Linked DNA regions of Homo sapiens: region 2 is linked to region 1. The links are chromatin loops, found by intact Hi-C in ENCODE. Cell type or tissue: prostate gland. All regions are shown on one strand. Each heading gives the region's core, and the rest is flanking DNA. Links, peaks and the distances in the headings are about the cores only.

Region 1 (5,383 bases), core at 248-5,247:
TCCACCGATGGCAAACACCAGTATATAGCAACATTGTTTCTTGCCTGCTGGCCACCACGGATTCATGAGCTTTCCATGGGTCATGGTTGACTTGGAGTTGAACAAATGAGATTGGGTCCTGAGAGGTTTCTGGGGCCTGAGGACTTGGAACTGGTGTTTGTCTATCCAGGAGCCACCTCCGTTAGCCCTTTTCCTTACTACCTCTAACCCCTCTCGGGTGCCTTGCATGGGAGGCTGGTGGGTTCGTCTGCCCTACAAAGCTCCACATCCCTGACAGGTTTTGCCCTGTGAGCAGGTAAGTGTGGTAGAAGGAGAGCAGAGTGGCTTATGAAGTAGTTGCATTAGTCAGGGTTCTCTAGAGAGACAGGACTTATAGGACAGATGTATATATAAAAGGGAGTTTATTAAGGAGAATCGACTCACACGGTTAGAAGGTGAAGTCCCACAATAGGCCATCGGCTAGCCCAGGAGCAAGGAAGCAGTCCGAGTCCCAACATCTCAAAAGTAGGGAAGCCAACAGTGCAGCCTTCAGTCTGTGTCCGAAGGCCCGAGAGCCCCTGGCAAGCCACTGGTGGAAGTCCAAGAGTCCAAAAACTGAAGAACTTGGAGTCCAATGTTCGAGGGCAGGAAGCATCCAGCACAGGAGAAAGATGGAGGCTGGAAGACTCAGCCAGTCTCGTCCTTCCATGTTCCTCTGCCTGCTTTATCCTAGCCGCACTGGCAGCTGATTAGCTGGTGCCCAGACTGAGGGTGGGTCTGCCTCTCCCAGTCCACTGACTCAAATGTTAATCTCCTTTGGCAGCACCCACACAGACACACCCAGGACCAATGCTTTGCATCCTTCAATCCAATCAAGTTGACACTCACCATTAACCATCACAGTAGTGTTGAAAGAGAAAAGAGAAAAATTGGCAATGATCTTCTCATATTCGGAAACCAGTAAAATGGGAATGGGAATAAGTGTTATTCACGGTCCTTATTGGTGGAGCTAGCAGGCACTGGAGGCATGTCTGGTCCAGCCTGTGCCTTATTACAGATGGAAATGGGGGGAAGGGGGGCAGAGAGAAAAAGCGCCTTGCCCCAGGCAGAGCTGAATCCACACACTCCTCTCCTGACCTCCACTCCCCTGATATTTTTCCCTAGATCATCCTTATTTGAGAAATAGGAAAGGGAGAGAAAAAAGATTCTCTTCAGATTCAGAAATGCCTAATGCGTAGCAAACAATGCTTTTAAGCCCTGAAGGACTTCTGCAGCTGAAATTGCTTCTGTTTGTTTGGGTTCATGCTGCCTTTGCTCATTCCTCTCTGTCTGGAGGAGCTCTTAGACACAGCTCAACATTATCATCCACCTATTGTGTGAAAATGACGGCGAAGGTCAGAGAGTAACGCAGCAGGCTTATCTCAACTCATCTGAAAATTACCCTCATCACCGGCATTGTTGATGTTCCACCATGGATGCAGTGCCAACTCCACCCACACTTTCTTTAGGTTGCCCAGGTGAGGAGCGCAGAGGAGGGGAAGCAGGGCTGGCAGTGCATCATGCCTTCCACAAGATGCTGGGCGTGGAAGGTCAGTTGCCTCCCCGGCCCACGTGTGCTGAGAACTTCCTAGACCTGGCAGCCCCTGCCATGATCTTTCCATGGCAGTGCCTTCCTAGAGAGGGAGTGTTCCTAAGGGACTTGCTCTGGGGTCTTTCTCGGAAGGGAGACGCAGCCACTGCCAGGCCATGTGGATGTGGCTTAACAGATCCTTGGACATCATTGTCATCACCATCAAACACCCCAGCATTACTCTTCAGAGACAGTCTGATACATGGGCTTAATGACACTTGTCAAGTGGAAGTAAGAAAAGAAGGATTGGACTAGGGCAGCTGCCGAAGGTGGCCTGGGTTCAACCAAGTTCAACAAATAATAACCTTCACTAATAGGGCACCCACTGTGCACACCACGTCTGTCCATACCCTCTGTGGGGGAGTTCATCCCACAAGATGAATGCAGAGGGGCTTGAGGACTGGAGGGCCCACGGTTTTGCAGCCAGGAAGGGGCTGAGCTGGGATCATTCACTCTGTGTCGTGCAAAGCTGAGGCCTCTTCAGATGGCCACACTGCCCCCACTGGGGTCGTTTGCTGAATTCCCATGACCTGGCGGGCACTGGGCCAGCTAACAGGGACTTGCAAAGATTCTCAGCCTGGCATCTGGAATCTGTCCAAGAGCCTTGGGTGTGGACAGTAGAAACCCTGTCTCTACTAAAAATACAAAATTAGCTGGGCATGGTGGTGCATGCCTGTAATCCCAGATACTCCGGAGGCTAAGGGAGGAGAATCGCTTGAACCCGGGAGATGGAGGTTGCAGTGAGCTGAGATCAAGCCATTGCATTCCAGCCTGGGCAACAAGAGTGAAACTCCATCTAAAAAAAAGAAGAATGAATGAAAATAAAGTCTTATTTTTAAAAAGCAACACTTGTTCATTGCTGAAAGGTTAAAAATGCAAAAGAACAAAAAGAGAAGAAAAAGCAACCACCTGTATTTTCACAACCAGAAATTAACTACCGTTACTTTTTGGTAGATTTTGTTTTGGTCTGTTTTTCCCTACTGATTAGTTTTCTCACAGAGTTGTAATTACCCATTGATTGTAGGCTTCAGTAGATAGAGTCTAAGTTTTTTTTTTTCATTTTCCATTTTATCCTTAATACCTGTAGAGTGCATTTGGTATGCAGATGGTGCTCAATAAATGGTTTTAAATAAATTTGTAGAATAATAATATATATTTGAATAATAGTATACATCCAGGTTTGCAGCCTCCTGTCCTCATTTAAAGTTTTAATCTATTTTCCCACATTTTTACTGTATTTTTCTAAATAGCGTCTTTTAAATAAATGCATAGTTTAATGTACATATTTTAATGTACTTGCCACTTTCCTGTTGTTGAATATTTTAGACAATTTGCAAGTTTTTAGAATATAGTATATTCTCAATAAGTAATAAAGCAATGAACATCTTTGTGTAGAAAGGTTTTTTTCCCCATATTCTGGGGTATTTCATTTGGATGGCTTCCCAGAAGGTACTTAACAGGTCAAAGTACTGAACATATTTACTTCAAGTCCTTTGGCTATACATGGCTATAAGCGCCTTTTCAAAGTGTGTGCCGACTTATATTCTCATCAGCAGGATGAGTGAGTGGCTCAGGCAGGCAGAATGTGAGGTCTGGAATCCAAAGGCCTGGACTGATGTCCTGGCGCTGTCAGCCCCTTACAGGTGCTGTTGGGTAAGCTGCTTAAGTTCCCTGGGCCTCCGTTTCCCCTTATGTAAAGTGGAAGTGATGGCAATAGCTCACAGGACTGTGGTGAGAATCACATGAGCAAGAGTTGTGACAGTGCGTCTCGGACTGTCAGACTCTGAAGTGTGGGTTCTCTGGTGAAATGACTTACTATCCGGTAGGCATCAAGCCTGCAGCACCCCAGGACTCAAGAGGTATAGACCCCTGGCAGCCAGGGGCACAGCACCCAGAGACTCAGGGTTACAACACTTGGGACTCAGGTGTACAGTATCCTGGGGTTCAGTTGTGAACTGCCTTTGCTACCCGTGGCTGAAGTGTGCATTATCATCTGTACTACCTGGGGCTCAGGTGTGCGTCACCTGCATTACCTGGGGCTCAGGTGTGCGTCACCTGCATTACCTGGCACTCAGGTGTGTACTACCTGCGGCTCAGGTTCTCAGTACCTGGGACTTAGGAGTTTAGTCCTAAGAATCCCATGTTTTGATGTTCCTGCCCACCTCCTCTAGCCTGCTGAAATTTGAGCTACAGCTGCTCACATTCAAAAAACTGGAACTGTCTTCCAGTTCTAGTGACTCAGGTCAAGGTTTGCTCAACAGCCTGAGTACACAGGCTCGCTGTTCTGTTACTCGTGGCTTCTAACAAACTGTTTGCCAAAGGATTATGTCAAGAAACACTTGGAAGTGAGAGGTAATTTCTTTCTCTGGTTAAATACACTAGGTCAGAACTATCCTAACAAGTCTCTTCCCTCAGTTGTAGAGGAAAAGAAGGGTACGCAGGTGGTGAATTGCAGCGCTTGGTTGGCAAGGACTCAGCAACAGACAGGAACAAGACGAGCAGAGATCACAGGCAGAAAGGCGATCCACCTTCTAGGAACCTCTATTTCATTTCACCCTCCCTCCTTCCCTCCTTGCCTTCCCTCCCTGTGTTCTTTCACTCATTTATCCAGCATCTACATTGGTTAGAATACGTGGATTAGAAAATGCAACTCCTGCTCTTAGGGCCTTCTAGGCCTAGGAGGGGACATCAGAGTGAGGGAGTGGTGATGATGTAGTTGTGTGAGGGCTGGGACAGAGGGTGCTGGGCGCTAGGGAGCACAGAGACAGCCAGCCCCAGCTTCTCTTAAAGGTTCGGGGCACATGGGGGCCACATTTAAGGGATGTGCTGAGCAAAGGACAGTAGCATGGGATCCCTGTTTGTGTCAGGGGCCTTCCCACAATGAACTAATTGGGAGGGAGGTGAGGCCTGGCTCCTGAAGCTGTCACATGGCAGCAGCGGGATCTGAGGAGTACAGAGGGCTGGTGCCTTGGGGAAACCAGAAGCCAGCTGGCCCAAGGGCATCAAGTTCTACTTCTGGAGGCTGAGGCCAGCCATGAGCCCCGAGGCTCAAGAAGACCCCTCTGGCAGCTCACAGGTCCGAAGGGGATTGCAGAGGTTCTTTTATGGCTATGCAGAGACTGTGAAGCGCTTGTTAATTTCCCGAAGGAAACTGCGTGGCTGCTCCTGTGTGTTCTCCTCCCCTCTCACCTGGCTCATGTGATAGGAACAATGCTTTCCCAAGGCAGCGTGTGATGTGACCGGGGCCCCTTCCAGCATAAGAAGGGCTGCCTCACTGGGGTCTGTGCTGTCAAGCGCAGGACGCCAGTTGGCTTTCCTCTCTCCTGTTCTTTTGGCTTTCCACTTCACACTCCACACAAATGTGTAGGCAGCAGAGATCGCACGAGTATCAACAGAAAAGAGCATCAATAGCTACAGTATATTGATCACTTACTATGTGCCATGCACTGGGCTTGCAGGATGACATTTAGTTCCTAGGAGCAGCCCACAAATTAGCGATCATGACTTGCCATTTTACAGATGAGGATCCCAAGCCTGAAGGTATTAGGTGACTTGCACACAGCTGGCAAAATGCAGAGCTGGAATCTGCTTCAGGTGATCCAATTCTAGGACACACACTATCAACCACTTCTCTATACTCCTCTCAGTGGAAGGAGAAGGCACGGTGATATATAATTTGTCAAACGGGCCAAGCAACCTTGTTGAAAACATGGACATCCTATGGTGAGGTGAATGAGGCCCCAGTATGTCTCTGGGTGGGGCTGACACTCTACA
Region 2 (5,383 bases), core at 173-5,172, 53 kb before region 1:
GGTGCACTTATCTCCTATCTCCATAGTGAGGTGAGCCTGCCACTGAGACTGGAGAATTACAATTCATCCTCAGACAGATCTGATTTTCTTCTAGATTCCTATGGGTTTCCATGGGTGTCCTTTTCCCATTCTAAACAAAAGAGTTTCTACTTATTTATGCTAATTTCAGAGGGGCTGCCTTTACTTTCTTCATATTTCACATTTATCTGTAGACAGTCTGGTCCTAGGTAAATGGTGTTTCCTGTACAATTGTTCCAGCTTCTCAGCACCCCGTGAAGGACTCTTTGGGGTTTCATTGAATTCATGTCTACTTATTGGTAGCTTTTCCTTTTCTGGGGATTGGTTTTTGGTTTCCCCGCCCACCCCCCTTTTTTTTCCCCTAGCATCTCATATGCTGCTCAGTCTGTAGGAAGGCACTACAAAAGGCCTTAGCTGGAGATTTTGCTGTTCTGCTCTAGAAAGGGGCTGTGACACCAGCATGAGTGATTTTAGGGTGCAAATTCGCAGGTCCTGGAACTGATGTACTTTTAGGCTCATTTTTTTTAACATGAAAATATGAAATTTTAAATACAAAATTAGGTATAAAATGAATATCTATTTAGAAAGGGCCTAGGTCAGTGAGGGGCCCGAAGCTTAGCTTCCTGAAGTACAGAGAAACTTGGCTGCTGGCAAGGTGGGGTGGGTTTGGGCTCCGGAGGACCCAGGATTATGGATCATGGACTCTCACAAAGAAGACTTAAAAGGTTCTTATGCCTAAACTTAAAAGTCTCTAATTGATAACACTTACACAGATAATTCATGCACATGCTCTCATACATATAAATGAAGAAACAATGCAGAAGAGCATAGAGCGAAAGGGGAAATGCTCTTCTAATCATGATCGCCCGACCTGCTTTCTCCCATAAATAATCCCTATGAACAATTCAGGGTGTCTCTCCCAGGCATTTTTCTTAACCTCTAAATATGTATGTGTACATTTGCCTCATTATTTTAAAATGATGCACAATAATCTATAATATGTCTGCTCGAAGTTTATTTGGACAAACACTTACTGATAAGTATTCAGGTTTATTTCAGTCGGTTGCTTTTACATGGCGGCAGTTACCATCGTTTTACCTACATTTTTCTGCACATATGGGCATATGGGGATATTTCCATGACATAGACAACTGGAAATTTCTCACTAGGTAAAAAAGTGTGAAGATTAAAATTTTGATAGATTTAATGTTGTCCTTTGAAAAGACTACCATAATTTACACTCCTATCAATCATATAATAGTACATCTTTTATATGTTCCTATCGGTATAACTTTTCAGCAATATAATGGGTAAAATATATTTTTGGGTTTTTTGAATTTTTTTTGATATGGATGTGCTTCATTGCTAATAAAGTTTGACATCTTTTTTTATATGATTACTGTTTTATTTATATATCTTCTCTGTGAATTATCTGCTGATATTCATTGCTTTATTTTCTTTTGAATTGTTGGTCCTTTAGAATGTGTCGGTGCTCTTCCATACTGTAGATGTTATCCATGCTGTGTATCCTTTCTGCCTTTCTGCAAGTTAGCTTTAAACTTTGTTTATGGTGCCTTTGGTCATAACATTTTTATATTTATGTGACCAAACTTGTCAATCTTTTTCTTATTTCATCTGGGTTTTTTTTTTTTTTTGCTGGTGAAGGGAGAGTAACACTTATGAAGCACTTTTCCATCCCTAGATTTAAAAAATGCTTCTTATATATTTATTTCAATAATTTTATAATAAAATTTCATGAATCCATTTAAAATTTATTTTTAAATATTTTAAAATTATAATTTAAAATATTTACAATAATATTTTAAAATTATTTAAAATATTTTATACTTTATACTGTTTATATATTGTATAATATTTATTATAATTTAAATTATTTTAAAAATAATTTCTAAGTCTTTCTATCACTTTTTGAAAGGTTGGTATTTTTTCAGTGATTAGAAACATTTACTGTTCTGGTTATCTATTGCTGCAGAACATATACCGCTAGACTTAGTGGCACAGAACAATCACAACTTGATTCTGCTCGTGAACTCTGAAGTCTGGGAATTTAGGCAGAATGGGGATTATCTGGCTCTGCTCTACCATGTCTGGGGCCTCAGCTAGGAAGACTTGAGTGGCTGGGGTGGTGTGAACAGTGGGGGACTGGGATCATCTAAGGGTTTTTCACTGACGTGTTTGGGTACCTGGGCTGGGATGACTCAAAAGTTGGGCTCAGCTGGGAACAGTCCTTGGAGTGCCTAACTTGGCATCTATATGGCTTGGGCTTCCTCACAGTATGGAGGCCTCAGGGTGGTCTGAATTGTTCATGAAAGCTTAGGACACCAAGAGCTAGTGTTGCAACAGAACAGGGAAGAACCTGCATGGCCTTTTGTGACCTCACCATGGAAGTCAGACATGTCACTTCCATTGGTGGACGGTCACATGTCCACCCAGATTCAAACAGAGGGGACATAAACCTCACTTCTCAATGGGAGAAATGTCAAATAATTTGTGGATATGTTTTAAAGCTGCTTCAGCCTCCCTTATCACATATTAAATTTCCATTTATAATGGATCTGTTTCTAGACTCTAACATGTCCCAGTGGTCTATTTGTTTAACCCCGCTCCAACATCACCTGCCATCCTACAGACTTTTCTTCTCGGTTATGACAATATTTTAAAATTTCTAAAATAAAACTTTGGTTAGAAAGTAATATTACCTGTAAGCAATGATTTTTTTTGTGTGTCCATTGGGGGTTCATGGAGTTTTTAGGGTGGGTACACATGATATTATGCGCTGACATCTTGTAATTATATCTCTACTTCTTAGAGGAGAATTTCAGCACCTGTTGAGTTCATCTACCTCACCCCTGACCATTTTATAGGGCAAAGAAGCCCATGCAAAGACATTAAGTGGTTTGGCCATGGTCCCTAGCATGTTGGAGGCAGGGCTGGCCCCGGAACCCAGGTCTCCTGACTGCAGCATGGTGCCCTGCCTATCAGGCTGGCTGGATTCTTCACACCCCAGCCTTCGTTGGTTACATTGTGCTCACTATTGATGGTTGCCTGTGGCCGTTGACAAGGGTTTTGGTTACCTGTATGTATGATGCTGACAGTAAACTGTGGAGCAAACGCGCCTCCTGCACGGTGAGACAGCCCCCAGGTAGAAACGGCGTCTTGGCTGGTGCCCCACACTGCACGGTTACTTCAACCTTCATGCACTGAGCACTGCACCAACTGCCAGAAGAATGTATTGGCCATTTTCATCATTTCTACACTGGATGCTGGGTTTGGGATTTAGAGATCAGCTGTGGAGTAGGCTGACCTCTTACCAATGCCCTGGGAAAATGCGGTTCAAATTAATCGTCATTCCCTGGGCTGTTGGGAGCTGCTTGCAGGGAATATCTCCCTGGAGGTCTCTTTTTTGCTTTGCCCTGAACTTTAAGACCCTCAGAACTTTCTGTAAGAGGCTGGCCTTTTAGAGCTGAGAGGGACTTCTGTAACCTAAACTAGGTTAACCAGACTTGGATATTTGGCAGACATTTTCTTGAAAATAAATGAAGTAAGCCTGTGGCTTCAGGAAAAATAACTGATAGTATCTGTTGCCATACAATTAGACCTTTCGTGTGAAAATTAAAATTTTAGAAAACTTGTATCCATTGCTGTGAGCTTGATAGCTTCCTAACACCTCCGGACTTTTCTGATGGAATTCATGATCATATTAATGCACTGGCTGTGTAATGAAATGTGTTGACGTTTGATAGATCACACGTCAGTGAATCAATATTTGCCAAATGACCAATACATTTATTGCAAAATCATGAGTGGGTAAACAAATGATCTATTCAAAGTGCAGGATAGCTAATAGATTTTAATGTAGTCATATAAAAAAAATAGGTGAGATGGGTTCTCATTCAACAGTGCAGCTAACCTATGAGAAACTATCATGATTTGAATTTTGGTATAGTATGGAAGAGGAATAGCCACAATTGTCTGAAAAGTCTATTACAGACATGTCCCTCTTTTCTAGCTACATATTTGTTTCGGGCTGAATTTTCTTCACATGCCTCAGCTAAAGTGATCTAATGGCCCAGGCTGAGGGCAGAAGCAGATCTGACAACCTGGCTGTTTTCTAAGTCAGACACCCAGGAGCTTTGAACAGGCATAAATTATTGCCATTCTTCTCACTGATATTTTTGTTTTGAAAAGTATAGTGGCTGGGGCACGGTGGCTCACGCTTGTAATCCCAGCACTTTGGGAGGCCGAGGCAGATGGATTACTTGAGGTCAGTAGTTCGAGACCAGCCTGGCCAACATGATGAAACCCTGTCTTTACTAAAAACACAAAAATTAGCTGGGCATGGTTGTGGGCGCCTGTAACCCCAGCTACTGGAGAGGCTGAGGCAGGAGAATCGCTTGAAACCGTGAGGCAGAGGTTGCAGTGAGCTGACATTGGGCCACTGCCACTCCAGCCTGGGTGACAGAGCAAGACTCTGTCTCAAAAAAAAAAAAAAAAAAAAAAAAAGAAAGAAAGAAAATGTAGTTATTTTTCTTAAAATATGAAATTTATGTTTACATGTCATGAATTATTGTTATTTTTGATACAAGTTGATACATATTTTAAAATTTTCTCAGTTTTAATTTGTAAAACAGCAAATGCCATCAAATCTAAACTCACATGAACAAAAGCTTTTGAGGATGCTGAATAATTTTTAAGAGGGCAAAGTGGTCCTGAGGCCAAAAAATCTGAGAGAGGCTGCTTTTCAGAAAAACCTACCTTAGTTTAAACAGTTAAGAGACCTCTGCACAGGCACCTGGTTGGTGAGGCCTATGCCAGGTGCAAGGGCGGCCCCCCGGCTGTTACCTGTGAGCTTTCACCAGGTCTGACTTCTGCCTTTTAGGCAAATGACCTGGATCCTGTGGGGCATGACTCGGAGACCACTGGGCATGTCTCCTCTTCGGCGTGCTATTTAAAAGCAAATGAAATGGTACCAGCGTGTATTTCTGAACGAGTGTGAAAAGAGAACGTCAGAATAGAAAGTTCAACGGTAACTGTGCAATGAGTAATGTGGGTGTTCTCTAATGGGGACCAGGAAAAGGGAAACTTGTCGGGAAGACGGGGTGTATGCTGATGTCAGGAGGTCTTGTGTGAGGCTGCTGAGGCCCTCCCAGATCTGCTTCACATCCGCTTCTCACATCTGCATCTGAGGCCCCGCTGTCTCACCCCCGAGTGTGGAAAAGGGGGACTCGGCTGCACCCTCCCTGTGCTCGCCCCCATTGTTCTCTACACCCTCTGTGCGTGTGCTGCTGAGTTTATAGTCCGGGATTGTGGGTGGAAAGACAGCTTTGTATTTCTGAATGTTAAG

Evidence for each region. Hi-C counts contacts between places; a loop is a spot of excess contacts. Peaks named below come from ENCODE experiments on the same cell type or tissue, not always from the same donor. Only the 100,000 strongest peaks of a DNase experiment are listed, where the experiment ranks them.
Region 2: it touches region 1 in a loop (9-fold over the local background); 5 of 110 quality-filtered maps call a loop at or near these places.

Annotation. Positions count from the first base shown.
Region 1 is chr2:8,499,249-8,504,631 of GRCh38, reverse strand. No RefSeq gene overlaps it. Among named protein-coding and RNA genes, the nearest start is that of LINC01814, 82 kb to the left of the region's middle. In prostate gland, for the core only: no CTCF peak of the experiment used is centred there; DNase peaks (open chromatin) are centred at 2,161 and 3,871; H3K27ac peaks cover 1,976 bases.
Region 2 is chr2:8,552,238-8,557,620 of GRCh38, reverse strand. No RefSeq gene overlaps it. Among named protein-coding and RNA genes, the nearest start is that of LINC01814, 29 kb to the left of the region's middle. In prostate gland, for the core only: no CTCF peak of the experiment used is centred there; no DNase peak of the experiment used is centred there.